Regions from separate parts of the Homo sapiens genome. Here region 2 is linked to region 1. Evidence: chromatin loops called from intact Hi-C (ENCODE). Cell type or tissue: Caco-2. All regions are shown on one strand. Each heading gives the region's core, and the rest is flanking DNA. Links, peaks and the distances in the headings are about the cores only. Region 1 holds the start of MPZL2 (myelin protein zero like 2). Region 2 overlaps CD3G (CD3 gamma subunit of T-cell receptor complex).

Region 1 (8,339 bases), core at 267-8,266:
AAGGAGCTCATGCCACTGAGAGGATAGGAAAGTAAATCAGAAGCTACAGTCTAGTGGATAAATGATGGAAAAGGGAAACCAGAGGGAAGGTCCCCTAAGCCACACTAGAGTCTGTGAACCCTGGTTTTCTTGTCCTTTAGCTTTATTTCTGATTATACTTCCATAAGCCCTCAGAGCCAGAAAGGACATTAGAGAATGTCTAGCCCAGGATTCCCAGCCTTGACTCCATGAAGGAGGATGGGGAAGAGGATGGAAGGTAGTCTGCAAGCCCACAGAATCCAAGTCTCATTTTGTATGTCTCCACTGTTTTATGGGAAGCAGGGCCATGGCTTTTATTTGATTCTCAAAGAATAATTATCCACATATATTTAAGAACCACTGATTTTTTGTGTGTTTAACCTCTTCATTGTGCAGATGAAGAAACTGAGGTCCAAAACCATTACATTATTTCTTTCAATACTCAAATGACTTCTGCAAGGTCACACAGCCCTCTATTGGTGGGGCATTGAGAAATGGTTTTAAACTGTACTATGAATGAAAGGAAATCGTACCACTGCACAGGCTTATATGTTTGGAGTAGTGTTGGTTAAGAGCACACACCAGAGAGCACTAGGTTGAAATACTTAGCTGTGTGATTTGAAGTAATTAACTTCTTTGAGCCTCAGTTTCCTCATGTATAAACAGAGATAATGATATTCATTTCTTGAGTTCTTAATAAAAAATAAAATAATTCATGTAAGTTGTTCCTTGCTGTGCCTGTACAAAATAAACACTCAATGTATGGTAGCTGTTAAGTACAATTCAGAGGTTGGGACATATTCACATTTATTATCTCATTTTATCCTCACTGTGATCCTTACTGTGTTATTCTCACTTTACAGATGAGGAAAATAAGACTTATTGATAGCTGGTAAATGGTAGCAATGACTCAAACCCAGATCTACAATTCATAAGTTTCGTGTACTTTGCTCTTTGTTGCTTGGCATGGTTTTCCAGATTGTCCTTTATAGGGATGCAGACAATACAATGCACCAATTTAGAGCACAGTTTTAGATTCAAAGTTGATTGGGTTTGAGTCCTAAGTTACTCCATTTATCAGCTACGTGACTCAGGGCAAATGACTTAACCTCTGTGAGCCTCGTTTCCTCATTGGCAAGATGGGAGGCATTAAATGCACAATAAACTGATGAGATATGTAAAGATTAAATAAAATGTGTCATGTAAAGCCCCTGACATTTGGGAAGTACTCAGTAAGTGTTAGCTCCCATCATTAGTACCTGCCTCCTAGAGTGGTGTGGGGATTCAATGAGATAGTGTATGTCATGCACTTTTGACGGTGCCTAGCATTAGAGTAGGTACTCAATAAGTATCTCGAATAAATGAGTGAGTGAACAGACCTGTTGTAAGCCTTTCATCAAAGAATTGCTCCCTCTCCCTTTCACAATCTCAATGCCATTTTTGTAACGGATTCTCTGAGTTCCTTTGCTTTACTTTCTGTTTCTTTCCACAGCCAAACAAAGCCTTTCTCTTTTTACCCCAGAACTCTTCGGTCTCCCTCTGAGGCTCCCAGTTCTGAAGGGCTAGTCCCTCTCTCTATCCATCACAAAAGATTGTCCCTCTCTCTCAGCCTTAACAAAGATTGCCCCTTTCTTTTCTACAAGCTCTCATCCTTTCCAAAACCACTGTTCCCTGCATAACCTACCAGTGTGCACGACGCTGAGCCGGATCTCCCCTATCACCCCATCAACATCAGGTGGGTTCTTCACCTGGCAGGTGTATGTCCCATTGTCGTCGAACTGCAGTTTCCAGAGAAGGATGGAGGCATCGTACCGCTCAGGATTCCCATCCCAAGACACCCGGTCCTTAAACCGCCCACTCATGGGTTGGAAGGGATCTATGTGGTAGTAGAATACCTAGAGAGGGGAAATGGCAAAAGGTCTTCTTACTCAGCACCCAGGCAAGGAGGCCAAGATGGTGGGAGCGGAAGTGAAACACCAGCAAACCCAACTGTCCTGTCTGCAGCTCTGTCACTTGCTTTCCCCTTCAACGGCCTCTCAGTCTCTGTCCCAAGAATTGTTTCCGAGCTTAACCTTGTGCTTGCTGCTAAGAAAAATACTGGAAGGGAAAGGAGAAATGGACTGGCTTATTATTTCCCTAAACAAGAGTACCCTGGAAAATGATGATAATCTACTTACAAACTGCTCAGGTCCCCCGTCTAGAGGACGAAAATTCCAGGTCACTGTTAGAGCATCACCCACAGGGGCAAAGCTGGAGAAAGTGCATTTTAACCGAGCATCTGTCCCATTAACAGCCTCCAGCACCCGGGAGGTATAAATTTCCACAGCTGCTATAGGCCAAAGAGCTGCAATGAAAAAGAAGAAAAAGAAGGGTTAACAGGGGATGTAGTATTGTGAGAACTTCTGCTGACACTTCCAAAATAAATATCTGAGTAGGACTTAAAGTAAAGTGAAACTGAGATGCCCCATCTCCCAAACTTACTTCACCCAGAATCTACATACTCCTACCTGTATGCAGCCTGGACCCTCCCATTCCATGTGACAACTAAACTACCACACAGCAAGCCTTCGCAGTGCTTTTACTTTCTCCACAGCATTAAAGCCTCGCCTCGTGGTACTGACTTCAAAACTGTTATAACAAACTACAAACATCCGCAAATAGAATTGAAAGCATAAACAAAAAATTAAAATGAATCATAACATTGATTAGACATTACATTATGTATTAAGGTTAAGCATTATGTGTTGTATGTAAAGTGGTCTCCTAGCAGGTAAGTTTTCCAGATGGGTCCTTAGGTGGATTTCATACTGTTACTAGTCTATTGCAGAAACTGAATTAATCAACTCCAGACAGCTTATGTTTGCCTGCACCCCTAGAACCTTTGTACCACGTGGCATTTTTTTAAACTTGATATTTACATTTAGAATGTGTGTGTTGGGGCACTTTCAAAATCACAGTAGGTCTCTCTCTAACAATCTCCACTTTCCTGGTGTTGCTGAGAGTCACAGACAAGACCCACACACAGAAATCCAAATGCCAAGTCCTGCCAGCAGTGGGAGGTTGAGAACAGCCACACACAAAAAAATGGCATGTAACCTGAGATTAGAAAGCCCTCTCTGTGCCTGAATCACTGGCAGCTGAACACACCTAAACCTGTTTGTCCGAGAGCAGTTCTCCAAAAACAGTCCACCAACTTTGGTTTCAGTAAAACCCAAAGTAAAACAAACTGTATCTGTGGCTCAGGCTCCCAAACAAAAGTCTTGCAACTTCTAAGACAATTAGCTAACTTTATAGAGTGAGCAGTGAAGGAGGAAACTCTGAGAGAAGCCCGCCGGCTCTTACCTGTGAGCTGTATGCCAAGGAGAAGAAGCACCGCACGAGTAGAGCTCTTGCCATACATGAGGGAAACCCAGCCTTGGCCCCAGAGACCGGACGGGGCAGACCGAGGGCTCCAACACCCTGCCAAGGCCACTCCGGGAGGAGCAAGCACCGCGTTTTCCCAGAGAGAGGAGTTTGAGTTGAGTTCCTCACCTGTGCCTGTGACTCAGCCCGCTCTGCCTGTGCACTTTTCTGAAATGAAAGGTGGGGCCTCAGCTCCCAATGCCCTCCTTCCTTTCCTCTCTCCCGCCCTCTACACGAACGAGCATGAGCACGTCTGCACAAAGGTCCCAAACTCCCGCAGTCCTCTCTTTACTTTCAGTTAATCTGACTGGGCTCTGGCCTCTAGATGGCCTCGGAAACAGCCAGAGGAGGTGGTGCCAGTCTGAAATGTCCCAGACTGTTATGGGTTTGGCCCCCACACGCCCTTTTAAAACAGGCTTTAGGCTTGCCTGGGAAGTGAATGTTGAAACTGTCCTGCAGTGATTCCACTTCTCAAAGCACCACCCCAGGGCCACATTCACTTGGGACTGGATTCGATACAATTTCAAAACGGGAGTCGGAATTCCTTAGGACCCTCTGTGGACAAAAAGCTGATACCCCTGTTACCACAAGGATTCCTGCACTTCTTCTAGTTTGTAGCTTTCCAGGAGACCTGGCAGAAACAACAAATCAAATCTCCATGCTTAACAATCCTTTACCTTTGAAGACTTTAAAAACAAATGAGGACACCATCCCTGCTCATTCACCCTGCCATCCGAGTGCAATCTACAAAGTGCTCTCCTGCTGATTGTTTCATCTCCATTAACGCCCTTGTGAAGCATTCCCATTCTACCAGTGAGGACGCTAAGAACCCGAGGAAGGTAAATGATTTGCCCAAGGTTGCACAGCTACCATGTGGCAAAACCAGAACTTTTCTTAAAAATCTAGCGTTCTTTCCACCAAATAACAGCTAATATGAACAATCAGACATGGGGCTCTCAAGGAAAAGGTTTTCATGATAACTTTGTTGTGCCTCGGATTTCATCTGTCATTTTTTGAATAGCTAAATGACTGAGAAGTCTAAAGAGCTGAGGAATCTAAACGAGAAAAGATGCCTCCTTGTCTGGAAAGAGGGTGGGTCATCTTTACAGATTAATGAAGCGGCACAGAAACATCGGTAGGAGGGGGATGAAGATTACACATGCAGTTAAGAAGTAGGCTGGGCTGGGAATCTAACCCTGAAAAAAGACAGATTGCGTTTATCCCTGGATTAGCAGTCTAGAAACTCTTCAGTCACTCATAAAATCTTCTAGCTGAATCCAGAGCAGAAAGGGTGGCAGGAACAAGAGAAGGCGGCAGGCTGAGTAGAAAAAAATAAAACATCATAAAGAGGGAAGAAAAGAGAAAATTCTACCAAAAGAGAGGAGAATGCAGAAGTGCAGAAAACAGAAAGCAACAGGAGAAAGATGACATGGGCATGGAGCAAAAACAGGTAGACAACCACAAAAATCCATTGTGTTGGAACTCAGAAAGCAGAGGTGGCCCCAAATGCAGACCAGCTGTGTGCTAGTGAAAATCTGTTGCATGGTGAGAGTTTCTGAAAACTGTGTGGCGTCTTTGTCAGATTCTAGTTCAGAAAGGGACCTAAAATCAGTCTGCTGGGGGAACCTTTCAGATGTTGGTGAGGAAGGATAAGATACAGCCTTTCTGGTATGTAGGTCAGAAGAGTTCAGCTCCAGGACCCTGAAAGAAAAAGAGTTAAGGAAACTTGATCTTGGTTGGCTTCCAACTTTGCAGGGAAATACAGCTACAGAGGAAGGAGAGGTAGAGCCAGGATTTTGAAGTCTACAGCAAATTGCAAAAACTGGTGAGAGGTAGAGTTACCAAAGAGCTCAGGGATGCAGTGAAAAGCAACAGGAGAAGAATCAGGGCAGGAAGAACTGAACAAACTGCCTGTTGTCAGGAGCAGAAATCCCTCCCCCAGGTAGCCAAACACCCATGAGCTGGTTGCCAGCCTTGCTCTGAGGGGCAGGAGTTATCCAGATCCCACTTCTCAGCTGAGTTCAAGTTCCTGGCTTAGTGCCTGGCAACGCCCAGTTCCTTCCAGTTAGCAGGAGTGGCTCCACAGTCAACCACTTCACCTCACTGGGCAAGGAAGAGGCCAAGGGTAGAAGGTTAAGAAGAGAAAATGCTAAATAAAAAGGATGTTTGCCCCTCACAGTTTTCTGGACACCAGTCAGCAGGACTTAGACCAAAACTGCAGGCATCTACATAAGGCCTAAGTTATGTTTGTGCCCAGGCAAATGGAAGGAAAGGAAGAGGAGTTCTGGAAATTGAAAAGAAGAAAAGTAAAGTTTTCAGAGACACCATTTTCTTTCTAAACTTTTCCAGAGAAAGATCCTGATTGTCATTTAAAATTGTGACATACCAATAGTTTTTGAAAGAATCTCATCTGTCCCATCCATCTACACATTTCCCAAAAAATGATTTCTAGTGAGTATCTAGACCTTAGCCAGCAGGAGACTCACTGGGGGCTCAGGAGACAGAAGGGACAGTGGGCCTGTATCAATATTTGTAAAAGTTGTCTTTCTCAACCTCCTAGGCAAAAATCTTTTTTTCACCTAAGGTGAAATTAGCATTCTGTGAAGCAAGGAAAACAAATAATTTAGCTCTTAGGGTCATCAAATAAAGCATTCGTTTACTCAAAAGTGTCTGTTCATATGTTTTTACTAGAAAAAATTCAGACATACATAGAATATTTCTACCTGGGAGGAAATAATATAAGATAGGAAGGTGAAGTAAACAAATAATTATCACTTTCTTGATTTTTAAATTCAATCCTTAAAGGATGAATAGGAATTCTGGAAAGAGGATAAACAAAGTCCTTCCCATTGGAACAAATGGGTGGGAATGTGGTACCCACAGGGACTAGCATGCAATTCCTCAAACCTGGAGCACAGGGAGGAGTGGCAGGCCAGGTGAGAGGCTAGGTCCACCTGGGCAGTGCCCTCATCCACCATCCTAAGGAGTGTGGACTTGATCCTAACAAATATACCCATTGGGGATGGCTAATATGTGACCCAAGAAGAGCATCCCTAGAAGTAGAATTACTTTGGTATTTCCCAGAACCATTAAAAACAAGAAGGAAAGTCTTGGGACACCAACGACCACTTACTCTCCTGGCTTTCGTTTGGGCTCCTGGCTTATGAGCCAGAATGAAAGTGTAGACCTAACATCTGTTTTCCAAAGACTCAGGGACTCCCAGCCTTCCCCAACCAACAACTCCAATCTCTAGCATCCTTTGTCAAAACTTCCCCGGGTTAAGGGAGCTTTTCAAAGATGAGAGAGGGAGGCTAGGCTGTCAAGAGTCCTAGATGAGAGGTGGGCTCTTAGCCCAAAGGAATAGTTGTGTTCCCTGTGGCCCTCCTTCTTGCCTGAAGTTTCCTAGAGATATTCCAAAACAGGTCTGGGCCTGAAACTGAGCCTCTATGAGTTTAGAAAAATCGTGGGAGGGAACGCTTTCCTGCCCCACCTCATTACAGCTGATATGCACCTCTCCAATAAGCCTCAGGCTCCTCTGGTAATTATAGAGGACAGGCACCATGCCCTTATTAACCAGCCCAAAGAAGAGACTCTGAAGTGGTTTAACGCTTCACTTATTCTCAAGGGAAGCTACATAGATTGTGCAGGGCTAGAGAGATGGGGCATTTTTGAAGATAACTTTAAGGAACCTCTCGGGAGGATAAAGGGATCTTGATAAATGAATTTATCTACCTCCCTGTTAACCATACACACCACATTTAAATGGTGGTAAGAATTTACATTATACTGTGTTTATTGATGAACACTGCATCTTTTATTATTGTTCCAGTTATCTCTTGTTAAAATTGGTTACCATGACCAATTTTTTATTCTTAGGGAGTTAATTAATTTCCTGAGAAAAGAAATAGCCACTTTTTTTTTTTTTTTTTTTTTTTTTGCTACTATATTCTAGGAGGCATGAGGTATAGGAGCTAGAGTTCAACCTGCCTAGATCCAGATCCAAGCTCAGCTGCTTACTAGCTATGTGACCTTGGGCAGTTATTTAACTCTCCGTGCTTCAGTTATCTCACATGTAAAATGGGAACAGTAACATTTACCCCATAGTCTGGATGTAAGAATCAAGTGACGTACATTAACTAAAGCTCTATGCTCAGCACCCACACAAAACATTCAGTAAATTTTAGTTGTTTGTGGCTATACTTAGTTAAGATGTTTGGGAAAAGGGCTGGCAGTTTCTTATGAAGCTAAACACTCAGCCACCCTGGCAATTCCACTCCAAGATGAATGAAATTATATATACAGAAAGATATTTGTAGGAGAATAATCATGGAAGCTTTATTCATAATAGCCCAAAACTGGAACAGCCCAGGGATCCATCAACAGAAAAATGGATCCTCTGTAGAATATTCATATCGTGAATCCTACTCAGCAATTAAAAGGAACAAATCACTGATACATATCACCACGATGAACCTCAAAAGTAAGTTGAACAAATTAGCCAGACACAAACAGTATAAACTCTTTGATTCCATTTATATGAAGTTCTAGAACAGGCAAAACTACCTTGTCATGAAAAAAGTATAAAAGTAGTGTTTGCCCCTGGGGGAATGGGGGCAGGGATTGACTGGAGGGGCATGAGAGAACTTTCTAGAGTGATATTAATGTTCTTCATCTTGACAAGGGTTTGAGTTACCGCTTGCCAAAACCCTTTGAATGGTGTACTTTTAAGACTTGTACATTTAATTGAATGTAAGTTTTACTTCAGTAATTTTTTTAAAAGAATTGTAAACAAATTCTAAACTCTCATTAATGCTGAAGTATTTACGGGGAAGCATCCTGATGTCTGCAATTTAATTTAAAAATGCATCAAAAATAAGATGCATTAATAAATGGATGGATGGAAGGAAGGAAGAATGGGT
Region 2 (8,288 bases), core at 1-8,000, 87 kb after region 1:
TAACTCCTGGGCTCAGGCAATCTGCCCACCTCAGCATCCCAAAGTGCTGGGATTACAGGTGTGAGCCACTGCTGCCAGTCAACTCTGAGTTATGAGACAGATTTGAGGACTAATTGAAAAGCTAACTTCCCTGGGACATCCAGGGTTTTTATAATAAAAGGATCACCAAGGCTGAATATTTTATAAGGAACTCAGCCTAAAGGTTTTGGATAGTGCACACCCACTCCTTGCCAGGGCATTAGCTGCTCAAGAAGCAGAGTGTTCTGGACTGGATAGGCAATATCCTTACTTACATATACTACAATACAATTCTGATGCTAACCCCCCAAATTAGTGTCAGACCCTACAGGTTAAGAGCATGGTTCCCAACCAGATTGCCCTCACTTTAAATGCCAGCTACAAGTTCAGGGTACCCCAGACCACTCACATTTCTGACAAACTGCCTGCAATCTTAAGGATTCCCATGACCCTCCTCATTGATAATTTGCTAGAATAACTCACAGAATTTAAGAAAGTGCTGTACTTCCTATTTCAGTTTTATTAAAAAATAAAATAAAATCAGAACCAGCTAAATGAAAAGGGCAAGGTCTAGGAGGGTCCCGAACACAGAGCCTCCGTGCCCTCTCCCCGTGGAATTAGAACACATCGCCCCCAGCACTCTCCCACACTCTGCCAGCACATTGATGGGTTCACCAACCAGGAAGCTCCACCAAGTTTTTATTGAGGTATCTTTACATAGGCATGATTGATTGAATCATTGGCCGCTTGACTGATCTCAATCTCTAGGATCCCTTCCTGGGGCTGATACCACTAGTTTCAAAGCTGCAATCCTCTTACCATATGGTTGGTCTTGACCAGCACCATCCTGAGTCATTGCCATGCATAAACTCAGGTATGGTCTAAGGATCCACCACAGATAACAAAGCCACTCCTGTCACTCATGAAATTCCAACGGTTAGAAACACCCTCCCAGGATACCAGGACAAAGATGAGACAAATTGTTTATTATCACCTTGAATTCAATTGAGTGATTTAGTCTACAATCCGGAAAACTAAGTATAGATACTACCATTTTCATGGATTTGGATCTTTCTTCATCTTGGCCTCAAATAACCATGGAAATACTTCAGGGCATCTGAACAACTCCATGCCCAGCTAATACTCTATCTCTCTTCTGTCTTTACAGGTACTTTGGCCCAGTCAATCAAAGGTAGGAGAAATGGCTTCTTTCTATACTCAGACTCAGAATATTGACGGAAATTTGGCTTCCTACAACAGTAGTCCTACAGGAGCGAACAGTTTAGAATGAATGAAATGACGGGGATAGAGAGGTGATGTCTCTATTGTCAACCAAATCAGTGACCTGACATAACCTGTTCCGGGCAGCTTGCCTGTAGCTAAGCATTTAACTGGTCTCTTACAGGAGAAGCAGGACCCTAGTAGCTAGGGACACATCTCAAACTGTGACCCATGAACCAGTAGGTATTGGCGTCACCTGGGATCCTGACGTTAGTCTCTGTCAATCCTTCTCTTTAGTTCATCTATTCTACCCAAAGTGATCTCATCATCTGGTATGCTGTTAGCAGTTTCTTACCTGTATAGTATCTTCCAAATAACATGCCCCAAAATCCCAAAGTTTTACCCCTACTAATTACAGCAATGTCTCTTTTATTCTTCACCCCCTGACGCAGATATTGGCGTCACCCGAGAGCATGTTAGTAATGCAGAATCTCCCCTCCCCAGAACTACTAAATAGCACCTGAAATTTTAACAAGATCCCCATGTGATTCATGTGCACATCAAAGTTTGAGAAACACTACTCTAATGATCTCCTGGTATGCAGAAGCAGGGAGAATTTCAGAGGCAAGATCCTTAATAGAACCACGGCTTTTCTCATTTCAGGAAACCACTTGGTTAAGGTGTATGACTATCAAGAAGATGGTTCGGTACTTCTGACTTGTGATGCAGAAGCCAAAAATATCACATGGTTTAAAGATGGGAAGATGATCGGCTTCCTAACTGAAGATAAAAAAAAATGGAATCTGGGAAGTAATGCCAAGGACCCTCGAGGGATGTATCAGTGTAAAGGATCACAGAACAAGTCAAAACCACTCCAAGTGTATTACAGAAGTATGTAATCCCCTTTGGTCTGTTTGTTGTGAAATTAATCAGTATTTGCTGTTCTGGTGAGCTTTTTATCTGGGGTGAAAGTGGAAATAGATCCTCAACAGTAATATTATCGCCTGTTCTCTTAATTTCAGCTTGCCTCTTTTAAAATACTGTAAGATACTTCCCTCACCCTATTGAAAAACTACAGCCAGTCCTGTAAAATTTTGTTTACCTTTGGGTGGGCTCCATGGATTCAAGCAATTCAGCACTGAGTTGAATGAAGGGGTTGGGGAGACAGAGGTGATCATAAGGTGAGCAGCAGTGAGAACTGGAGCGCAGTGGAGCATGAAGAGTATCTAGTCTTCCTTCTGTTCCAGATACTTCCTGGTAGTTAGACTACATGGGCTTCCCCAGGAATCCTGGGGGACTTAAGAGCATCAAGATGCATTGAGTTTTGGCGCAAGGATCTTCCCTTGCCCTGCCACCCACAGAGGAAAAGCCTGCTGCCCTCCACAGCGGCATTATTGCAGACAGGCAGGAGAAAACGAACCAGGAAAAACAACTTTCGCAACCTGAAGGTTTGTCTCTCCTTTTCCCTACAGTGTGTCAGAACTGCATTGAACTAAATGCAGCCACCATATCTGGCTTTCTCTTTGCTGAAATCGTCAGCATTTTCGTCCTTGCTGTTGGGGTCTACTTCATTGCTGGACAGGATGGAGTTCGCCAGTCGAGAGGTAAAAGAATGCTCTTAGATGAGAGATGGGACCACCTGAGACCCTCAGCTTTCCTCCTACCATTATGTACCCAATGGAAGAGACTGAGTTGGTGCTTCTTGCTAGTGTGCATAGTTGGGTGAGGCTGTATTTCTCTGAGACAGGAGAAAGGATACTTGGTGTTATCACAGCATGTTCACCTGTCTCAAGATACAGCTCCCTCTGTGAAAAAAAAAAAAAACAAAAACAGGCGCAGTGGCTCACGCCTGTAATCACAACACTTTGGGAGGCCGAGGCGGGCAGATCACGAGGTCAGGAGATCGAGACCATCCTGGCTAGCACGGTGAAACCCCGTCTTTACTAAAAATACAAAAAATTAGCCGGGCGTGGTGGCGGGTGCCTGTAGTCCCAGCTACTCTGGAGGCTGAGGCAGGAGAATGGCATGAACCCGGGAGGCGGAGCTTGCGTGAGCCGAGATCGTGCCACTGCACTCCAGCCTGGGCGACAGAGCAAGACTCCGTCTCAAAAAAAAAAAAAAAAAAAACTATTTTAAGTAAACCCTTACATACAGAAAAGTGAATCACAAGCATACAGCTCAAAAAAAAAATTCACAGAGCAAATACACCCATGCAGCCAGCACATAATTTAAGAAAGACAATATTACCAATGCCATTGAAGCCCCTCTTGTGGTCACTTCCAGCCACTACCCATCCTCAAGAGTGAGCATTGTCCTGACTTCTAACAACAAGGATTAACTTTGCTTGTTTTTGTCCTTTATGTAAATGGACTCATATACTAAGTATTCTTGTGAGTAGCTTCTTTCACTCAACAACATGTTTATGTGCTTTATCCATACTCTTGTGTATATATAAAACTCTTATTGTTATTTAGTATTCCATTTTGTGAATATAACCCAATTTATTATGCATTCTACCTTGTGTGGATTCTGTTTCTTTTTTGTGCAGCTTCAGACAAGCAGACTCTGTTGCCCAATGACCAGCTCTACCAGGTAAGGGGATGAAGAATAAAAGAGACATTGCTGTAATTAGTGGGGGTAAATCTTTGGGATTGAGGGGCATGTTATTTGGAAGATCCTATACAGGTAAGAAACTGCTAACAGCATACCAGATGATGAGATCAGTTTGGGTAGAATAAATGAACTAAAGAGAAGGATTGACAGAGACTGAGGTCAGGATCTAGTGAGCACAAGTTGAAGAACACACTGAGAGGGACACACGAAGAAACTCTCGACAGGCTGGGCACTCACTATAGACAGGCCATGGCTCATGCCTGTAATCCCAGCACTTTGGGAAGCCAAAACAGGTGAATCACCTGAGGTCAGGAATTCGAGACAAGCCTGGCCAACATGATGAAACTCTGTCTCTACTAAAAATACAAAAAAAATTAACCAGGCGTGGAGGCGCGCGCCTGTAGTCCCAGCTACTCAGGAGGCTGAGGCAGGAGGACCACTTGAACCCAGGAGGTCGAGGTTGCAGTGAGCTGCGATTGTGCCACTGCACTCCAGCCTGGGCAACAGAGAAAGACTCCGTCTCAAAAAAAAAAAAGAGAGAGAGAGAAAAAGAAAAAAGACAGAGCCTCCATCTCCTTGTCCTCTTTCCATCCTCAGGACCATGAAGTACCCACTCCAAATTCTCACATATAAAAAACATTCAATAAACATGCATCAAATTAATTAATAGAGGATGGAAAAAATGACTTATGACTGTGCTGTCCTTTCCAGCCCCTCAAGGATCGAGAAGATGACCAGTACAGCCACCTTCAAGGAAACCAGTTGAGGAGGAATTGAACTCAGGACTCAGAGTAGGTGGGTTCTTCAATGCCAATTCTAATAAAGGACCCTTGCATCAACTGCCCTCGCAATTGCTTCTAAGTCTAGCTCCCTTCCCTAAGCGGCTATAAGCATCAGACTCTGGGGATCAGGGATTGGGACGTGGTTTGGGGTACTCTTTTCTAAAAATTCTGGGGCCATACTGATTGTCTTGGCCTAGGTAAATATGAATTTTATGTATCTGTAAATCCTGTCAGAGCAGGGCCTCAAGCCATAGAGATGCTGAATATTAATCTTAACCTACATTTGAATTTCTCATTATCTACACTATTAACATTTTGGGCTAATTAATTATTTGTGATGAGGGGCTAGCCTGTGCATTGTAGGAGTTATGGAAGCATCCCTGGCCTCTCTCCACCAGATGCTGGTAGATTGTCCAGTGTGACAATCAAAAATGTGTCCAGACATTACCAAATGTGTCCAAACATCACCTCCAGGGCAAAATCACCCTTAGTTAAGAACCACTAACCCATATTAACCTTCCAATCAATAAATCAATCAGTCAGAAGTTATGATTTAATTAATCTATCTGAAGTTTCTATCAGGAAGACAGGGTTGAAAGCATTATTTGTTTTTTTTGAACAAATTGCAATTTTTCTTTTTTCAGTCCAGGTGTTCTCCTCCTATTCAGTTCCCAGAATCAAAGCAATGCATTTTGGAAAGCTCCTAGCAGAGAGACTTTCAGCCCTAAATCTAGACTCAAGGTTCCCAGAGATGACAAATGGAGAAGAAAGGCCATCAGAGCAAATTTGGGGGTTTCTCAAATAAAATAAAAATAAAAACAAATACTGTGTTTCAGAAGCGCCACCTATTGGGGAAAATTGTAAAAGAAAAATGAAAAGATCAAATAACCCCCTGGATTTGAATATAATTTTTTGTGTTGTAATTTTTATTTCGTTTTTGTATAGGTTATAATTCACATGGCTCAAATATTCAGTGAAAGCTCTCCCTCCACCGCCATCCCCTGCTACCCAGTGACCCTGTTGCCCTCTTCAGAGACAAATTAGTTTCTCTTTTTTTTTTTTTTTTTTTTTTTTTTGAGACAGTCTGGCTCTGTCACCCAGGCTGAAATGCAGTGGCACCATCTCGGCTCACTGCAACCTCTGCCTCCTGGGTTCAAGCGATTCTCCTGCCTCAGCCTCCCGGGCAGCTGGGATTACAGGCACACACTACCACACCTGGCTAATTTTTGTATTTTTAGTAGAGACAGGGTTTTGCTCTGTTGGCCAAGCTGGTCTCGAACTCCTGACCTCAAGTGATCCGCCCGCCTCAGCCTCCCAAAGTGCTGGGATTACAGGTGTGAGCCACCATGCCTGGTCTTAAAACCAGTTTCTTATATATCTCTCTGGAGGTATTCTAGGCATATATGAGCACATTCTCAAGTACATATTATCCTCCCTTCCCCTATCTTTTAGACAAATGATATCAAACTATACATCTTGTGAGATTATTGCATACCATTATATGAAGATACCATTATATCCTTTTTAATGCAACCATATTGTACAAATAGACTATGATTTATTTAACCTGTTATCTATCAGTGGATATTTAAGTTGGTAGTTGGTTCCAATCTTTTGCTCTTACAACAATTCTGCAATGACTAACATTGTATAAATATCATTTTTAAAAATAATTGCATTGAAGCATAATGTACATGCCATAAAATCCACCCATCTTAAGTGATTTCACCTGTTCTCAGAAATTTTTAGTAAATTTAACTAATTGTACAGCCATTACCATAATCCAGCTTTAGGACATTTTCTTTTTTTTCTTTTCTTTTCTTTTTTTTCTTTTTTTTTTTTTTTTGAAGTGGAATCTTGCTCTGTGGCCCAGGCTGGAGTGCAGTGGCGCGATCTCAGCTCACTGCAACCTCCACCTCCTGGGTTCAAGCGATTCTCTTGCCTTGGCCTCCCGAGTAGCTGAGACTACAGGCACATGCCACCACGCCCAGCTCATTTTTTGTGTATTTAGTATTTGTGTATCTAGTATTTGTGTACTTAGTAGAGACAGGGTTTCACCATGTTGGCCAGGCTGGTCTCCAATTCCTGACCTCAGGCGATCCACCCGCCTTGACCTCCCAAAGTGCTGGGATTACAGGTGTGAGCCACCGCGCCAGGCCCGTAACTGTATTTTAATATAGCCATTCTATGGATTTAATATGGTATTTTATTATGGCCTTAATTTGCATTTCCCTAGATACTAACCATGCTGAGTGTCCTGTCTTGTGTTTATTAACCATTCATATATTTTTAGTGAAATGTGTATCAAATCTTTTGCCCATTTTTAAGTTGACTTATTTGTTTGTCTTCTTACTATTGGGTTGCATATGTTTTTGATATAAGTCCTTTATCAGATATATGATTTGGAAATATTTTCTACCAATCTGTGGTTTGTTTTTCTTAATGGTGTCTTTTGAAGTGCAAAAGGTTTGAATTTTGAAGTACATTTTATTGATTTTTTCTTCTATATATTGTGCTTTTGGTATCATGTCTAATAAATCTTTACCAAACCCACAGTTACAAAGATTTTCTCCTGTCTTCTTTTTATACTTTTTACAGCTTTATGGTTTTAGCTCTAACAATAAATGTGATTTTGAACATACATAAGACTATTTGTAACAAACACAAATAAATTGAATTGTTGGGCACTTGTATTTGCATTTGTAATTTTATTAACTATTGCCAAATAGCAGTTGTAAACACGTACACACACACAAGTGTATATACACATATACATATATATACATATACATGTATGCATATATGCATATATACATATATGCATATATACACATATATACATATATACACATATACATATATGCATATATACACATATATACACATATACATATATGCATATATACACATATATACATATATACACATATACATATATGTATATATACACATATACGTATATGTGTATATATACACATATACGTATATGTATATATACATATATGTATATGTATATATACACATATACACATGTATATATACACATATACACATGTATATATACACATATGTATATATACACATATACACATATGTATATATACACATATACACATATATACACATATGTATATATACACATATACATATATGTATATATACACATATGTATATATACACATATACATATATGTATATATACACATATACATATATGTATATATACACATATACATATATGTATATATACACATATACACATATACACATACATATATGTGTATCTACACATATACACATATACACATATACGTATACGTGTATATACGTAGATACACATATACATATATACACACGTGTGTATATACGTATATACACAAGTGTGTATATACGTATACACACATATATGTGTGTGTATACGCATACACACATATATGTGTGTGTATACGCATACACACATATACGTATATATGACAGGGTCTTGCTCTGTTGCTAAGGCTGGAGTGCAGTGGCACAACATTGGCTCACTGCAGCCTCGACTGCCCAGGCTCAAGCAATCCTCCCACCTCAGCCTCCTGAGTAGCTGAGATTTCAGGCGTGTGCCACAATATCCAGCTAATTGCTTAATTTTTTTTATAGAGAGAGGGTCTCACT

The links. Peaks named below come from ENCODE experiments on the same cell type or tissue, not always from the same donor. Only the 100,000 strongest peaks of a DNase experiment are listed, where the experiment ranks them.
Region 2: a loop joins it to region 1, with 4 times the contacts of the local background. A loop is called at or near these places in 6 of 110 quality-filtered maps.

The regions. Positions count from the first base shown.
Region 1 is chr11:118,260,736-118,269,074 of GRCh38, forward strand. It overlaps MPZL2 (myelin protein zero like 2), which reads right to left and starts at 3,562. Exons shown (of 6, transcript NM_005797.4): 1 at 3,361-3,562; 2 at 2,196-2,362; 3 at 1,703-1,913. The coding sequence starts at 3,418. RefSeq lists an enhancer at 3,314-3,363. In Caco-2, for the core only: a CTCF peak has its summit at 3,776 (motif pointing right); a DNase peak (open chromatin) is centred at 3,656; H3K4me3 peaks cover 4,125 bases.
Region 2 is chr11:118,347,841-118,356,128 of GRCh38, forward strand. CD3G (CD3 gamma subunit of T-cell receptor complex) reads left to right here. Exons shown (of 7, transcript NM_000073.3): 2 at 1,187-1,210; 3 at 1,903-2,130; 4 at 2,712-2,843; 5 at 3,788-3,831; 6 at 4,564-4,647; 7 at 5,279-7,321. The coding sequence ends at 4,629. Among named protein-coding and RNA genes, the nearest start is that of UBE4A, 7.6 kb to the right of the region's middle. RefSeq lists an enhancer at 1,657-2,856. In Caco-2, for the core only: CTCF peaks have their summits at 3,507, 5,376 and 5,575; no DNase peak of the experiment used is centred there.